Linked DNA regions of Mus musculus: regions 1 and 2 are each linked to region 3. Evidence: chromatin loops called from intact Hi-C (ENCODE). Cell type or tissue: heart. All regions are shown on one strand. Links, peaks and the distances in the headings refer to the core of each region. The heading gives the core; the rest is flanking DNA.

Region 1 (5,194 bases), core at 597-4,596, 130 kb after region 3:
GTATTTTCCTCTTCTCTGTGCTGTGCCTCTGTTCACAGTCCGTGGCTCCACTGTTACTGGAGAGTTGGTTGGTGGCAAACAGCCCAGCATCTGCCATGCTCCCAGGGATGCCCTGGTCTGCTTTTTCTTCAGGCTGTCTGTGGCCTCCTAAGCAACCCCTGGAGACCTGCAGAAACAGTGTTTTACTCCCATACTGAATCCTCCCCCCAAAACAAACATAGCCACTGCCAAGAGCCTTCAGGACTTGCAATGAAAAACAGGTGTCTCCTGGAGACCTGTCAGCCAGGCACAGAAACTTGGGGTCACTACCTGGGGAGAGGGAAGAGGAATGGCAGCAAGGCACGCCATACACCTGCAGCTCCTAGAGTCCAGCTTCAGGGGCATCAGCCCCTTGTGTCATAGGAAACTGCCTCCTACACTGCTCCCAGGAGTCAGAGCATCAGGATACCCTTACTCAGCATGGGCAGATACACAAAGACAGATACACGGCTCTGTTTCCCCCTCACGTCTCTGACTCACCAAAGTGAAGGGGTGTTTGGTATCTGCAGTCACCTAGCTGAGGATCCTTCCTTACCTACTGTACTTCATTTTTCTTCTTGGAGTCTAACAGAACTCATCCTGTCAATGAGGTTTTGAGCCTGCTGTGGGATGATAGCTTAGAGGTGTATGTGTGGACCCCAGGGATCCTACCTGGGCTCCAGCAACCACAATTGACAGGCTGTATAAAACCTTAAGCAGAGCATTGCTAGCTTCCCATCTCTGCTTACCCAACCTCCTGAGGCAGTTCCATGGTGGCAGTGCCTCTACTCTCCTGCACAACTCACCCGACCTCTGCTTCTCCCAACCTTTAGGTAAGATGTCTTGTCTGCCTGCAAAGCTTTGTCCAGTCATCTTATTCCTTTTTGTATGGAAGACATGTTTACTGAGCATCTGCCGTGTACCAGACACTGTTCTCAACACATGGTCATGCCTGGCATCCCGTGCTTACTGGCATCCCTGTTTACTGACCCATAGATGTGTCTACCCACCTTGAAGTGTTTATCTGTGTCCTGGAGTAGGCTTTTTTCATGCTTGCATGACCTATAACTGAGCTTCTGGTGGTAGAGACTGTGTAACCACTTCTATACCCAGGGCATTGGGCACAAAGGACTATACCTGCCTAGTTCACTTCTGATTCTCCAGCATCCCACCTACATCCTAGTATACTCAGGGTCCCGTCAGTGCACACCAGAAAAGAAATGGAGTGGAGTGGAGAGATGGCTCAGCAGTTAAGAACACTAGCTGTTCTTCCAGAAGAACTGAGTTCAATGGAGTATTCTTACAAGCCCTGCATGTTCACCTCATGGCCCTTGCAGGAAAGGTTTATCTCCTGTCACCTATTCTCATCCTCCTACACTGAGACTCTGTAGAGGGGCCAGGTTCCTATCCCCTGAGTAGCTTGTCTTGGGAGGAGCCCAGGCCAATAGGTGCTATAGCAATCATCTCTATTTGTCCTGGAGCCAGTTTCTTGCTCCCCAGCCCTCACCTCTGATTTCAATTATCCAATTGCACATTGCTGCTGAAACTGCCTCCAAGCAAAGGAGCTTGCCTGGCTCTGCCTTCATTATTTCCCACATCCCTTCACCTTGCACTCAGCTCTTGGCTACCCTAAAACACCCCTGCTCTCCTCCCCTCCTCTCCTAGCTCAGCCAAGTCATGAGCACTCTGGACTCTCCCAGATGCCTTTGCCTCTAACTCCACCCTCTCACATATCTACAATAAACCTGCCCAGCCACCATTAGTTAGGACCAGTCATTTTTTCCTCTCCTTTTTATTTCTATTTTTTTCCCCATCCAGTGAGCACTCCACTGGATTTGCAGGACCCAGGTGAGTATCACTCTCCTATTAGAAATGCTGTCAGTTTTCATGGCTTCAGGTGGCGCTTGAGTTACTCCCAAGCATACTACTTCCAGCAGGGACAACCTCTGGAAGCTTTGTCCATTCCCTGGTGTGGAGAATGAGAGGGACAGAGAAACCAGAGAACTGAGGCCTAGCATAGAGAGGTGAGGCATAGCAGGAACAAAACTACTGTCCCTAAGTATCCACCAGGCTGTCCTGTAGCAGAGAAGACAGTGTCACAGAAGCTGGAACTAGCCCAGTGGGCAAAGAGCAAAGTGAGACAGTGGCTGCTCGGTGTCCGCAGAGCAGCTGCCCTGGCGCTTGGATGTGGTGATCAGCAACCTACTGCAAAGTAAGAGGTGGCCTGGCCCCTGCTGGGAACTGCTGGGAAAGCACCCCAGATTCTAGGAGAGGGAATGCCTTGGAGGTCCTGGGCTGCCTCCTAGCTTCCCTGGTCCAGATGAGTCATCCCTGCTGAGCCTGGCTCAGCCCTGTCCTATGGGGATAGGAATGGCTAGGTTGTGTGAAGTGCTTTCTCCTGGGGCATGCTGACCCTGAGAACATGGGACAGTGCCCCTGCCCACAATAACCGAGACAAGGTTCCCAGGTCACTTCAGCCCTGGGGCTGCCCCGTCCTCACCCCCTCCCCCAAGCACACCAACCCCTCCCCGTGAGTTGGCACTCTACTGCTCCAGGAAATGTTGTTACAAATTTTTTTTTCCACAAAAGCACATGCTGGATTTTCCATGCCACCTCCAGCACATTTTCGGGAAGTCCCAGGTGGTTGGGATAGCGGCTGAGACCCTCCAGAAAGGCCAAAGATCCAACAAACTGAAAGAAGGCTGGCTTTTATTTAGTCATAAGTACATATACGTCTCAACTTTTGAATACTGGAAAGGAAAAAAAAAAAAAAAGTCCAGCAAACCAAAAAAACACACACATCGCTTTGCTTTGGAGGGTAATTACTCTGAATTCAGTTAAACCAACTTGCTCTAGCTAACTAGATTAGTTTACATCTTGTGGTAGAAAAAGAAATACAAATTACTTAGATTGCAATAAACCATGTTTTTCTAACTAAGTAGATTAGTTTATATCTTGTGGCAAGAAACGAGGAGAACGGCTCAGCAAAGCCTGGTGCTTGCTCGTGCCCACTTGCTAAGTTCAGGGCAGGCTGTTTGCTAGGTGACCTCTAGCCTCTGATCCCCCAGGTCTCCCTCGCCCACTTCTTCCAAGAAATGCTAAGAACTGGGCCTGGGGAGAAGAATAAAAAACACATTGAGCCCAACCTCCCTGAGGATGACGCCAGAGCACTGAGGCTGCGCACTGTGTACAGACTCTGTTCTCTCCAGCAAAGCATCGCCTGTAACTCCTACTGTGTGCAGCCAGAGCCTGGGCCTGAGGGAATGGGACCAGCTGTTTGAACGTGAGGCACCAATGCCACCTAGGGCGCATACTTATCTTGTGCTTGACTGACACCGTTTTGAGACTGGAAATAATTTATAAATTAGGGGTTCCTCATCATTTTGTTCCAGAACTTGCAAATTATGTAGCTGATCCTAAAGGACAGACATGGGCGGAAGGAGGAGGGGACTGCCCTCAGGAGTGTGGTTTCCTGGAGGACACAAAGTAGTAACAAGAGTCCATGTTCACCAATGGAACAGGAACCATGGGGACATACAAATGGATGTCATCCGTGTGTGACTTTCTTTCTTTTAGGGAACACACCAGGAAGCCCTGTCCCTAGTGAATCCAGCAGATTCAATGACTTGGTGAATCTTTGACTTGTTTTCTAGTTTGTTTTTTCATTTTGTTTTTTTCCTAAGAAGAAAGATACTTGCTGCCTGAGGTCTGTGCCTTTCTATCAGCTCTGTCCTGTCTATTATATCTGATGCCTTCTGTCATAGGAAAGGTTCATGGTGGGGTGGGCTCTGCAGTTATAACTGTCAAGCACTGAGCAGTTTTTGAGGTGTCTAGTTTTTTTGTGGATGGGGTGTACAGAGTTGTTCCCCCAAGGGTCACTTCAATATAGAAAGTCATTTTACCCAACAGAATACCACCCATGTATTATTACACCACACTGAGGCTTGGTCTCATCTAACTGTCACAGAGACCTTGTAAGTCTGTTAAAAAGAATATGAATTTGATTTACAAGCAGAGTGGTTTTATGTCAGACACTTATATTTCCTCTTGTGAAAATCCTGGCTGAGAGTGTGCTCTGCTCCGGGAGGCTGGGAATGGTTTGGAGTCCTTTTTCTTGCTTCTGCTGCCAGGCGTTTTGGCGTTTTCTGCAGTGCAAGGTGGTCCAGCCTCCTGTCTGCATTCCAGACCTAGGGAAGAAAAGCAGAACTTGGGGTTGGACTCATGAGCCTTCTAGCACCCATTGCAACAGCTCAGTCACTTGGTTACTCTTATCTTCAAGCTCACTTCTAGGTGGCTATGTTTCTGGATAAACATGGGGAGAGCTACAAGGAGGCTAGATGTGTGGGTGAAAGGACAGTGCATACATGCCGTATGCTTTAGGTTTGAGGTAGTTGAGTTTTGTAAATAATCAACAGTTCACATATGAGAAGATAGTGAGAGAAAGCTCTGTGGTTTACTTATTTATCATTCAGGATTTGTGGATTTGGAGAGAAAGCCTCTGAGCTTCCATTAAATGCTCATGCCTCCAGTGCCATCATAGAACTTTGTCAGCTTATCATTGCTGCTTCAGTTTGGTGGACAGTAGTCAGGCCAACCTGGAAACACAAGCTGTGGGGCTGAGAGGAGTCAAGGCTAGGGAGTCAAGATAGGCCTTCTAAGGAAGGCCTGTTCCTGGGACCCCAGAGTAAGATGGGTTGGGGTTATTGTCTAGCCCCTTGTTCTCAGGCAGGCCACCTAAACTCTCCACATGGATTTCCTTTCCTTCCCAGCGAGGCCCACAGCATGTGCACACCCAGCAGAAGAGAAGCACAGTAAGGGTGAGCTGAGGGCCATCACTAGGGACAACATCACAGGCCGTGAGGCAGGCTTCACAGTAGGAAGTTAGAGGCTGTGGCAGCAGATGAGGCGGTAATAGTTTAGAAGGAAGGCCCTTCCTCATGCTGGCTCTTCTCTTGGCCTGGACTATGCCCATTTTCTAGAAGCTGAGGTTGTACAGAGCAGTCTCAGGGATGGCTGCCTTGTATACCTGGGATACACGGGACATCTCTGTCCCTCCTCCCAAACCATTTCTACTAGTGAACTGACATCATGTGGTCTATAGGAACTGTTGCATCCCCACTGGGATACTGGTAGTATTTGGATCTTTGGACCCATCTGGCTCTTACTCATTATGGCT
Region 2 (5,194 bases), core at 597-4,596, 290 kb after region 3:
ATCACGTGGAGAACGTAAACCTTTCCAGCACTTACATGATGAGCCTGAGGCGGGAGCAGGATTAAGATGCAAACCTGGCCATTCAGTCCGTAGAGGCTGTGGAGTCAAGGAAAGAGCACTTGGACTTGAAGTCACATGCCCACTGCACTCACATGGATACCTAACCTGACACAGGGCTCACGGAATCCTTTGAAATCCGTTATCCATTGGATCTGATAACTTCCTCAGAAACGTGCCATTCCCCATGCCCTCTTCACGTCTGCACTGGGCAGACCACTGGTGGGACCTCTACAGCAAGCTGTGGGTGTTACTCTCCTGTCAGATATTAGCCTCCACTGGGCTTCAGTGTCCAACAGCCCCAGTTCATCTTTCTTGTCCCTGACTTCTTGCCCTCCTTACAGTATCCATTCCATACCTTGCCCCTCTCCACAACCCCTGACACCCTGCAGTATCTTTCAGCTTTGTTTGCAACCTTGCTTTCTACTTCACAGTAAAACCAAACCCCTCTGATGAAAACCTCTCCTCCTCTGCTCACAAACCCACCCCATCTTTCTCTGCTTCTGCTTCTCTTCCAATACTTCCCCTCCAGCTGAGAAAAGATCTTCTCTCCCACTCCTTTTCAGAGTTCACATCGTCCCTTTTCCCTTTCCTTAACTGATCCCTCCAAGCAGATCATGAGCAGCAACATTTAACCATGCACCAGTCTTTTACACCTTAAAAATAAATCCTTTCCTGGACCCAGCAGCCCCTCCCAGTTGCTGTTGCTGTGAGGTTTCTTAGCTATGATTTGGACAAAAATAAATCAAAGATGCTGGAACACATCACAAAACTATACAAAACTGTTCATAGCTGCCTTAGTCAGAATAGCCAAACATTGGACATGACTTTAATTCCCACAGTGAGTGGAGAAATGTGTGATAAACAGTGGATACTCCATGCATGAGGGCTGAATTGCTACTGCAGACCCACATACTTTCTGCGGGGAGCATACATTTCCCTCTACTCAAAATGGAGGGAAAGAAGTCAGATACAACACTCCGAGTTTGTATAAAATTCTCAAGCAGGCAAACTAACAGATCTATCTAGCAAGACGCCCCCTGGGGGCAGGGATTTAGAAAGAAACTGGATGCAAAGGGGTACAAAGTACCTTCTAGGGGTGATGGACATACACAGGCTGATTGGAACAGTGATCCCATTGGCCTATGCATTTCTCAAAACTCACTGGATGACACCACGTTCACATTGACTTAAACATGAGAGACCCACCCTTCCAAATTCAGCTTGCTAAAGTCACCAGCAGCATCTCTGTCAATCTAACAAGCATGTTCATGTGCTAGCCACTCTCCCCTAAAACTCCCATCTTCTCCAAGTTTCTGGGGCTCCATCTCATCTTCAGTTCACTTCTTCCCTTTCTGTCCAGCCTACTTCAGGAGAACACCTTCATCTGTCCCCCTAAAACACGAAGCTCCTCAAGGCCCACCCAGAGCTGTCTTCCCCAGTCCACATTTCTTACTGGTGACTCATGGTGATTTCCCTAGGCCATTCCTCCAAGCTTCGGACCTGTTTAGCATCTGCACTTTAGAAGACTCTAAAGCCATACACTGCATTCTTCTCTTCCTTCTAGAATAACAGAGGAAAAGGCCTTATGGATCCTACAGAGGGAGAGAAACATCTCAGCTTTAGCCCCTTTTGAAGACTGCTTGAGTATCTGGCCACAAGCCTGCTTTGTAAAACTCGCATCAATATAAATCCTTGGGAAATGGACCCTGGTAAACATTTGGGTCAAAATATCAAACGTACTCCTGCAGAATCCCACCCACAGAGCCATAGCCACCAGAGCAAAGTCCACCTTGAGGAAAGCCACACTAGTCTGATGGTACCTGATGCCAGCACGCTCCTCACAAGAAAGAAGAAGCAGAGTGGACGCACCGTCATATAGCAGGCAGGCCCTCAATGATCCAGTGTGATGATCACACCTACTGCTGAGAGAAGGCCCCCTCTTTACATGGCCTTGCCTGCTCCTGAGCCAAGGAAGGAATAATGGGGTGAGAAGGTGACAGTCCCTCCAAAAGTATCAAAAGTGGCTGGTCTTCTCATCCAAATCTGATCATTTTCCAAAGGCTACTGCCTCTGCGATGTCACTGATACCAGTTCCTCTCGGTGCCGATGTCAGGTGTCCATTCATACCAAGAGTCTTCAGTCCCCAGTTGTCATTCTCTGGGACTCGTCTCTCCCAACCAGTCCCACAGTCCCTTCACTTAAATAACTATACTGCCTGATACACAGTCTCCTCACTGGTGACCCCCTAGGCCATTTCCATCCTTAAACCAAAGAAAGCTTTTCAACGAACAACTCTGTACCCAGCTCCTACCTTGCTCGGAGCCCGCAACTGCTTTCGGTACTCTCAGGATAAAGGCAAAAATCTTGTGTTGTGTCAGCTAAAAATCCCCTCCCACATGTCCAGCTGACTCCTTTCAGCACAGACCTCTGTAGCTAGGCTCCCTCCCTCATCTCTCTCTTCTTGTTCACTCTCAGCATCTTCAAACCTCAGCTCTACAGGACAACCATTCTTAGCCATGTGTTCTCACAGATTAGCTCAACACTTTCACCCCTGGCCCCTAGCATCTGTCTCAAACATACCGTTGCCTATTCACACAAGGGTCAACTAATGCTGGCCATTCTTGTTTCTTATAAGCTACATGGTTTCAGGGGTGCAGCTGCTCAGCCCACCACTTTATCTGTATCACACCATGACAGACCTCGGGTGGAACTTAGTAAATGCTCATTGGGTGACTGAGTGAATAGATGAATGAGACCTTAGTCTAGTTTGTCTTTTCTGAACCAAGCACAAGCTGTGGCCTCCTCCCTAGTCGTTACCTTTCTGCATCTGCTTCATCACATTCGTTTTCTTTTATTTCTTTCTCTCCCAAATTTCCAGTAGCTTTACCCAAACACCTCAGCCTAAAACTTTTGCAGCCACAGTGCCACCTAGAGTCCACCCATGAGATGGGCCAGTAGCCAGAAAGTCCTGACTAGTCCAACCCAGTTCTGCTCTGTACTGCTCTGTACTATATTCTGAATCTATCTTCACCTCTTGATGCTGCACTTTTCTGGCTTTGAGATGACGTTGTTCCCTCAGTCCCCTACGTGCCCCATGGAGACTTTAAGCAGTGCAAGGAAGAATGTGGGTGGGACTTCCAGTGGTATCTTCCTCTGGCATCCCGCATGCCTGCCCTTTCCTGCAACTCCATCATTCTGTTCCTTTCCATTCACCTTTAGCCAATCATTTAACAGATATTACAATGTCACAATTGTTTAGTGAGAAGCAATCATGGTTAAGGGCCCATGCAAGATCTCAAATTTAACTTGCTGTCGCCAAGGAGATCATTCAAGAGAAAACAGTTGCTTCTCTTATGCAAAACTGCCAGCTTTTCTCTAAAATTATCATCCCTACTCTGCAGTTTAGATCAAGTATTTTTAAAGTCCACATGGTGATCCCATCACCAGATGCCCACACATAAGGATGCAAAGCACATCAAGGAGTATAATGGTAAGTAGGCAGAAACAACCACCCTGCCCCACCATTGAAGAATGGTGGGTAGCTGTGGCATGTGCAGCTCCATGCATAAGAGTATGTGGTACATCAAAGCATAATAGAAAGTAAGCAGAAACAGCTAACCTGTCCCACAAATGAAAACTGGATAAGTAATTATGGGATGTGCAACCTCTAAAATTAATGCACAGGAGTGTTTTTACCATAACACGAAAGCTGCTTTGTATGCTAAGTTCAGAAAAAAAATACAGAACTTTAACTTGTATGCAAAGTGTTGTCTCCACCATGTAAAATAACAAAAGGTGTGGAAAAATCTAGTACAGCAAGATATTCTCAGTAGTTATCCTGGGGGGAGGGTCTTGTTTTCAAAAATCTCCATAGTGAGTTTAGTTTAACTCACAGTAAAGTGTTACAATAAATCTGAAAGAAAAATTAATATGAACTATATATAATAAACATATATTTGCGTAGTTTTCTGAATAATCTTTCAGAGACTCAAAATGTCTCCAGACATTTCTTCTCCAGAGTTCTGAGGTCTTCTGAGACTTCCCAGATTCAAAGTCAGGAAACTCAGGAGCCTCTGCATAGCCAGGGCCTCAGCCAGCATCTTCTGGGTGCTTAGCAATATGGTTGGACCCCAGTGATAGGGAAGAGACCTCACCTGCTGTGCTGCAAAGGAAGCCTCATCTCAGTCTTGCTTGACTGCTTCTCCTCACCATTGCTTTGAGACTCTCTTCAGCGACACCTTGTGTTGTGATCGTGTAATCACACAACAGGCACTGAGTGGGTCTCTGTAGAACCAGGCACCAGGTAAAACATTAGAAATCTGCTGAATCCGAATCCCTCCATGCTTGGTGCTTGCAATTACCCTGCTTCATTTAAGCTTCACTCAATGAGGAAGAGGAGGAGGAGGAGGAGGAAAAGGAGGAGGAGGAGGATAGCACTATTATAACCATTTATAGAGAAGAGAAGAGAAGAGAAGAGAAGAGAAGAGAAGAGAAGAGAAGAGAAGAGAAGAGAAGAGAGGAGAGGAGAGGAGGGGAGGGGAGGGGAGGGGAGGGGAGGGGAGGGGAGGGGAGGGGAGGGGAGGGGAGGGGAGGGGAGAGGAGAGGAGAGGAGAGGAGAGGAGAGGAGAGGAGAGGAGAGGATTCTGGAATAACACTAATAGAATACTGGGGTTTTTTTCTAAGTTATCTCTCACCGGATACAAAGATGGATTAGTATTAAGAATTGTACTAATAGGAATTAGTATGGGTGAGGAGTTGTGGATTCCTCAGAAAGTTGCACATAGTACTACTGGAAGATCCAGCAATACCTCTCCTGGGCATATACCCAGAAGATGCTCTAACATGTAATAAGGCCACATGCTCCACTATGTTCATAGCAGCCTTATTTATAATAGCCAGAAGCTGGAAAGAACCCAGATGTCCAGAGGACAACAGAAAACAACAGAGGAATAGATACAGAAAATGTGGTACATTTACACTTAGCTATTTAAAACAATGAATTTAGGAAATTCTAAGGCAAATGGATGGATCTGAAGGCTATCATCCTGAAATAACCCAATCACAAAAGAACACATGATATGTACTCTCTGATAAGTGGATATTAACCCAAAAGCTCAGAATACCCAAGATACAA
Region 3 (5,194 bases), core at 436-4,435:
CTGGGAATTAGGAGCCTGGACTGGTGTCTGGCTCTGCCTTCTGCTTGTATTCCTTTTGTGAGTTTCTCAGCCTTTCTAACATTCCATTTCCCCACTGGAACTGAATAGTAGGGCTGGGTAATTCTCCAAAAGCCTCTCCAACGGATGCTCCAGAATGCTCAGTTGGCGGTGACCCAGCACCCCTATTTCACACCTCTATAATTACCCACCTGCATGCCTTTTATTATAGAGATGGGGGTGGGGTGGGGCTCATTAAATAAAGGGCAAAAGGAAATTGCTGGCTTGCCAAAATGACATTGCTGGCATTAACTAGATTAATGTCTGAAATGAAAAGCCCACAAAAGCAAACACAAAGAAGCAAAACCAAAACAGAGAAGCAACCATAGCTTCCGCTGGGGGGCTTCATGGTCACCTGCTCCAGCCTGTCTGACCCTGCAAATCAATCTTTCCTTACAGGATAGGTCAGTAGAGTCACTCCTGTCTTCCCAAAGCTTAGTGACCTCAAAAGTCATTATCCTCCAAGAGTGACCTCAAGGTTCATTATCCTGGGCACTAAGTCCCAGGCTAGAGTTGAAGAGGTGAACAGACAATATGCACAGCATGAAAGCTGGGACAGGAAAGACAAGGCTGAGGATTCTCCAGTTCCTGAGATTTAGAGCAGTAGTCTCTAAGCTGAGTGATGAGTTGTTCCATAGACGGTTTCTGCACAGGGCCTTCTGGGTAGAGGGAAGAAGATGAAGACAGAAGCATGAAGGGGCACACTTCTGCAAGGCTGAAGCATTGAGGGAGGGGATAACACTATTCCACTGTAGCTTCTTCTGGCCATACACCTACCCCAAAATATCAAACTGCAATGCCAATCCCCATGCTGAGTCACAGTGCCAACACCCACAAACATCTATTAAGTAGTCATGGGAGGAAACTGCTGCCAGATGGATTGCTGGTGCCTACCAGTTCTGAGACACAAAGCAGACCATGGGCAACAAGATCAAGACATTAGCCAGTTTGCAGTATTGACACTCCGAAGAGATGCCATGATCCTAAGGTAGAGGACCAGCCCCGCCCACGGCTCCCCGCTGCTCCAGTGGTGGCCATCATGCAGTTGTGGGACCTATTCTACCTTGCCTCAAAGGGTATGCTATGGCCAGATTGAGAATGGAGACTATGGGGAAGCATAAGCATATAGGAAAGCTTCCTCTAGTTGACTCAGCATCCCCAGGTCCTTATAGTAGATAACTACTTGCTAGCCTCTGCACTCAGATCTAAATCCTTGCTCCCAAGCACCACAACAGGCCTGCCATTGGGACTTTGTTTTGTCCCTGTAGACACATACTCTTGGGTTGTGCTATGAATCCAGCCATTAGAGGATGGTCTTTAATTAAAAGCCACAACTTCTGTAATGCCTTGAACCCTTAGACACCAGAGCTGTCACATCAACAGCTCAAGGGACATTCTTAACATGACTTACATTACCAGCTGCTTATGCCAGAGTCACTTAGGATGCTTCCTTCTGAAGAGTAACAATCTAATAGCATAGCCACAGACATACTACTGAGTATATGCCGTGGTAGAGGGCCATCCTGCACCCTCTCAAACCTCAACAAATTACAAGTAAGTCCAGGCTACCAGCACATGCATAGGTCAGTCCTGGTCAGGATCACCCATGCCAGACTAGGTCACTGGGTATTAATCATTGCCAAAAGAGCAGTTAAACTAAAAACCAATTCATTAAAGATTAAGCTTCACCTCCAAACCCCTCAGGGAAGGGGAGCTGTGGCTGGGTAGCCATGGCCTGCTCTGGGAGGTCACCAACTGTGAAAGTTTTCTCAGAGAGCCTATAATGAGGAGTTGGGTAGCCTGGGCTCCAGTCCTGACTCCAGTTTGAACTTGCTGAGGAACACTGGGTGTGCCCATTCTGCATTCAGAGTTCTAATTTCTTCCCTAGGAAAATGGAGAAAACTTCACTGGGTTTGCCATCCTGAGGGTAATATACATGCTTGCCCTTCTCTCTCTCTCTCTGAAAACCCAGGTTGTCTAATTGCAATTGCAATATTGAGACCGTGGAGACTTAGCAATGAGTTACCACTCCACCCTGAGGTATAGAGGGCAGGATCTCAGACCTACCCTTCTTGCTCCCCATACTAAACAGACTGCATTGCTCACTCTAAAAGCATGCCTGCTTCTTTCTCTGGGACAAGTTTTTAGCTAAGTCCTCTGAGTTCATTCATCCACAAGAAAAAAGTCCTTATTTAATATATTCTTGGAACTGCCATTTGGATTATCCTAGTGGGGTCAGTGAAGACACAGGACCTTCACGAATCAAGATCTAATGTTGAAGTGATGATCTAATATAGAATGAAGCAAGCAATGACTGATACTGAATATCATGGGCTGTGTATGCAGCTGGTAGTGTGATAGCCCCAGAGATCTCCTGGTGGCCCTCCATGGAAATGGCACCATTAGCATTCTGGATTGCAACAAACAGATTCTGTTCCAATGGGATGTGTGAAGCAAGGTAAGAGAGATATTGAACTTGGTAACTGAACCTCACTTCTTCCCTTGCTCTTTGACCATTTTATAAAATGAGTCTACTCACTTCTTCGCCTGTAGATGGCAGCACGGCCCCCTTTCTCCAAGAGGAACCTTGATTTCCCTTGAGAACAAGTGCCTCAAGAGGGTAAAGTGCAGAGATAAAAATGAGATAAATTTGCCCCACAGCAAACATTCTCACATGTGTAAAATGTAACAAATGTGAATTTGCCAAACTTCTGAAGCCTCACTCCAATTGTGAAATAGCCTTTCCAAGACTCTAGCAAGATTCCACAAATCACCAAACATTTTCTAAGGGAACATTATATGGAATCTATGGCACAGTCAGCACCCACAGAGCCCAGCTTGGAAACTCCAGAGCAAGAGAGATACTACTCATGATCCTAGAACAGCTACCTTCTTCCCAGCCTGTTCTGCACCAGCATCTCATCCTGGAACTTTCACAGACATTGCCTCCAGTTCTCTAGTGCCAAGTCCTCACCTTGTGCCCTGAGCACTGCTAAGTTGGTTACACCATGTCATGCCTTTGTGACCCATAATCCTGACATCTGACTTTACCATGAGAAAACAATGAACTGAGGAGTTTCTTGGGCTGGAAATGTAGTTTTATGGGTAGAGTACTTGCCTAGCATATAGGAAGCCTTGCTTTTGATCCCAAGAACCATATAAACCAGGTATGGTAGCAGACACTTCCACCTCTAGCACTCAGGAAGATGAAGCAAGGGAACTGAGCGTTGAGGGTCATCCTAGGCTGCATAGAAAGTTCTAGGCCAGCCTAAAATATACGACAGTGTCTCAAACAAGCAATAACAACAACAGAAAGTGTTAACTCTCCAGACTAGCCAGTTGTTACCTTACACAAATGGGAAACTGAAGAAGGTAGAGCATTCCACTCAAGGTCACATGGTAAGAGCCATATAAACAGGGCAAAGAGCCTGGTCTGCTGCTGAAGGAAGAGTTTACAGAAGCTGAAAGCCAATGCAGTATTGGGGAGTCGTGCCAGATTAGGCTCATATCCAAATCGTCCCTCTGAATAGTTTGCCTACTCTCTAAGAAAGCCTTGGAGAAGTACTCAGGCATGTCCTACAGCCATGTACTACCCAGAGAAAGCGAGTTCACTTTATCAAGTTCCTTCATTTTGCTTAGCATCCCCCCCCCCCACCCTGGGGAGGGTGGAGACAGTCTGATAAGATAGTGACAGAAAACATGCCTAAAGTCTAAATGTTCTCCTGCAGGTAATATTATTAATAATTATTTTACTATTATCCTCATCACCTTTCCTGGTTATTAACTACCTGTTACCCATCATGGATCTGTCATTTAGGAATTTCTTTATCCCTTTTGTGGACTTGTTTATACTCCCAGTCAGCAGCACCTCTCTAACTTTTGATCCCTATCCCAGCCCAAGTTTCTACAGGCTAAGTCCTCATATTTTAATGGATTTTTCTTTTTTTATTATTAGGTATTTTCCTCATTTACATTTCCAATGCTATTCCAAAAGTCCCCCCATACCCCCACACCTCCTCCCCACCCACTCCCACTTTTTGGCCCTGGCGTTCCCCTGTACTGGGGCATATAAAGTTTGCAAGTCCAATGGGCCTCTCTTTCCAGTGATGGCCGACTAGGCCATCTTTTGATACACATGCAGCTAGAGTCAAGAGCTCTGGGGTACTGGTTAGTTCATAACGTTGTTCCACCCATAGGGTTGCAGATCCCTTCAGCTCCTTGGGTATTTTCTCTAGCTCCTCCATTGGGGGCCCTGTGATCCATCCAATAGCTGACTGTGAGCATCCACTTCTATGTTTGCCAGGGACTGGCATCGCCTCACAAGAGACAGCTATATCAGGGTCCTTTCAGCAAAATCTTGCTAGTGTATGCAATGGTGTTCTAGTCTCTTTTGTGGGTTCCATCATAATCAGATGAAACTCTCTGCAATATAGATTCATCTCCTCCTCTGGGTGGGAGAGATGTCCCAAGGAACAGAAGAAAGATATAAACTTTCCACTCCCAACCCATGACCTCCAAACCCAGAAGGCCTGTATAAGAAAAGACTAGGTCGGTCTTCTTAACCATCTCAGCTAAGACTAAGACCAGAGCCCAGACCCTACTGCCCTGAAGAGAATCCAAGGTCCAGGATACTATTTATTCTCCAAGCCTACTGTCCTCTTCACATGAGATACAAGAGACCAGGAAACCTTTCTCAAACACATTATACAAAGCCAAAAAACATGGAGAGAACACAGTCTACTCAGAATCTACTTTGGTCTGGGTTCTACAGAGTTCAGGTTCAGTTAGATAATATGCCTGCCACTTTCGGGATATTCACCCTTAAATAAAACCAAAGCATAAACAAACTCTATATACAGTGAGATTGACTAAAATCTTAAATAGAAAATATATGGAAAGCAGAAGTTTAGGGAAGGTCCTGACTATCCTTACTTGGGATAACCTAGGAAGACCTAAAGGCTGGAAAAATGGCTAATATGGTGAAGTGTTTAATTTACAGACATGATTATATATGAGTGTAATATCCAGAACCTGGGAAGGGAAAAACCTTGTGTGCTGAGGGTCTACGGGTAAATTTATGGAGCTTTGTCCAAAGCAGCCAGGCTAGCCAAGTTGGTGAGCTCCAGGTTCAATGAGA

What was found. Peaks named below come from ENCODE experiments on the same cell type or tissue, not always from the same donor. Only the 100,000 strongest peaks of a DNase experiment are listed, where the experiment ranks them.
Region 1: a loop joins it to region 3, with 2.1 times the contacts of the local background. A loop is called at or near these places in 2 of 42 quality-filtered maps.
Region 2: a loop joins it to region 3, with 8 times the contacts of the local background. A loop is called at or near these places in 20 of 42 quality-filtered maps.

The regions. Positions count from the first base shown.
Region 1 is chr4:114,470,031-114,475,224 of GRCm38, forward strand. All of the region lies in intron 2 of Trabd2b (TraB domain containing 2B), which reads left to right. Among named protein-coding and RNA genes, the nearest start is that of Gm33710, 48 kb to the left of the region's middle. In heart, for the core only: a CTCF peak has its summit at 2,261; a DNase peak (open chromatin) is centred at 2,271; H3K27me3 peaks cover 3,685 bases.
Region 2 is chr4:114,633,056-114,638,249 of GRCm38, forward strand. All of the region lies in intron 1 of Gm33655 (a long non-coding RNA gene), which reads right to left. Among named protein-coding and RNA genes, the nearest start is that of Gm12829, 45 kb to the right of the region's middle. In heart, for the core only: CTCF peaks have their summits at 1,123 (motif pointing left), 3,001 (motif pointing left) and 4,298; a DNase peak (open chromatin) is centred at 3,016; H3K27me3 peaks cover 3,243 bases.
Region 3 is chr4:114,343,629-114,348,822 of GRCm38, forward strand. It overlaps Gm40228 (a long non-coding RNA gene), which reads right to left and starts at 2,995. Exons shown (of 4, transcript XR_868021.1): 1 at 2,947-2,995. In heart, for the core only: a CTCF peak has its summit at 2,610 (motif pointing right); no DNase peak of the experiment used is centred there; H3K27me3 peaks cover 2,585 bases.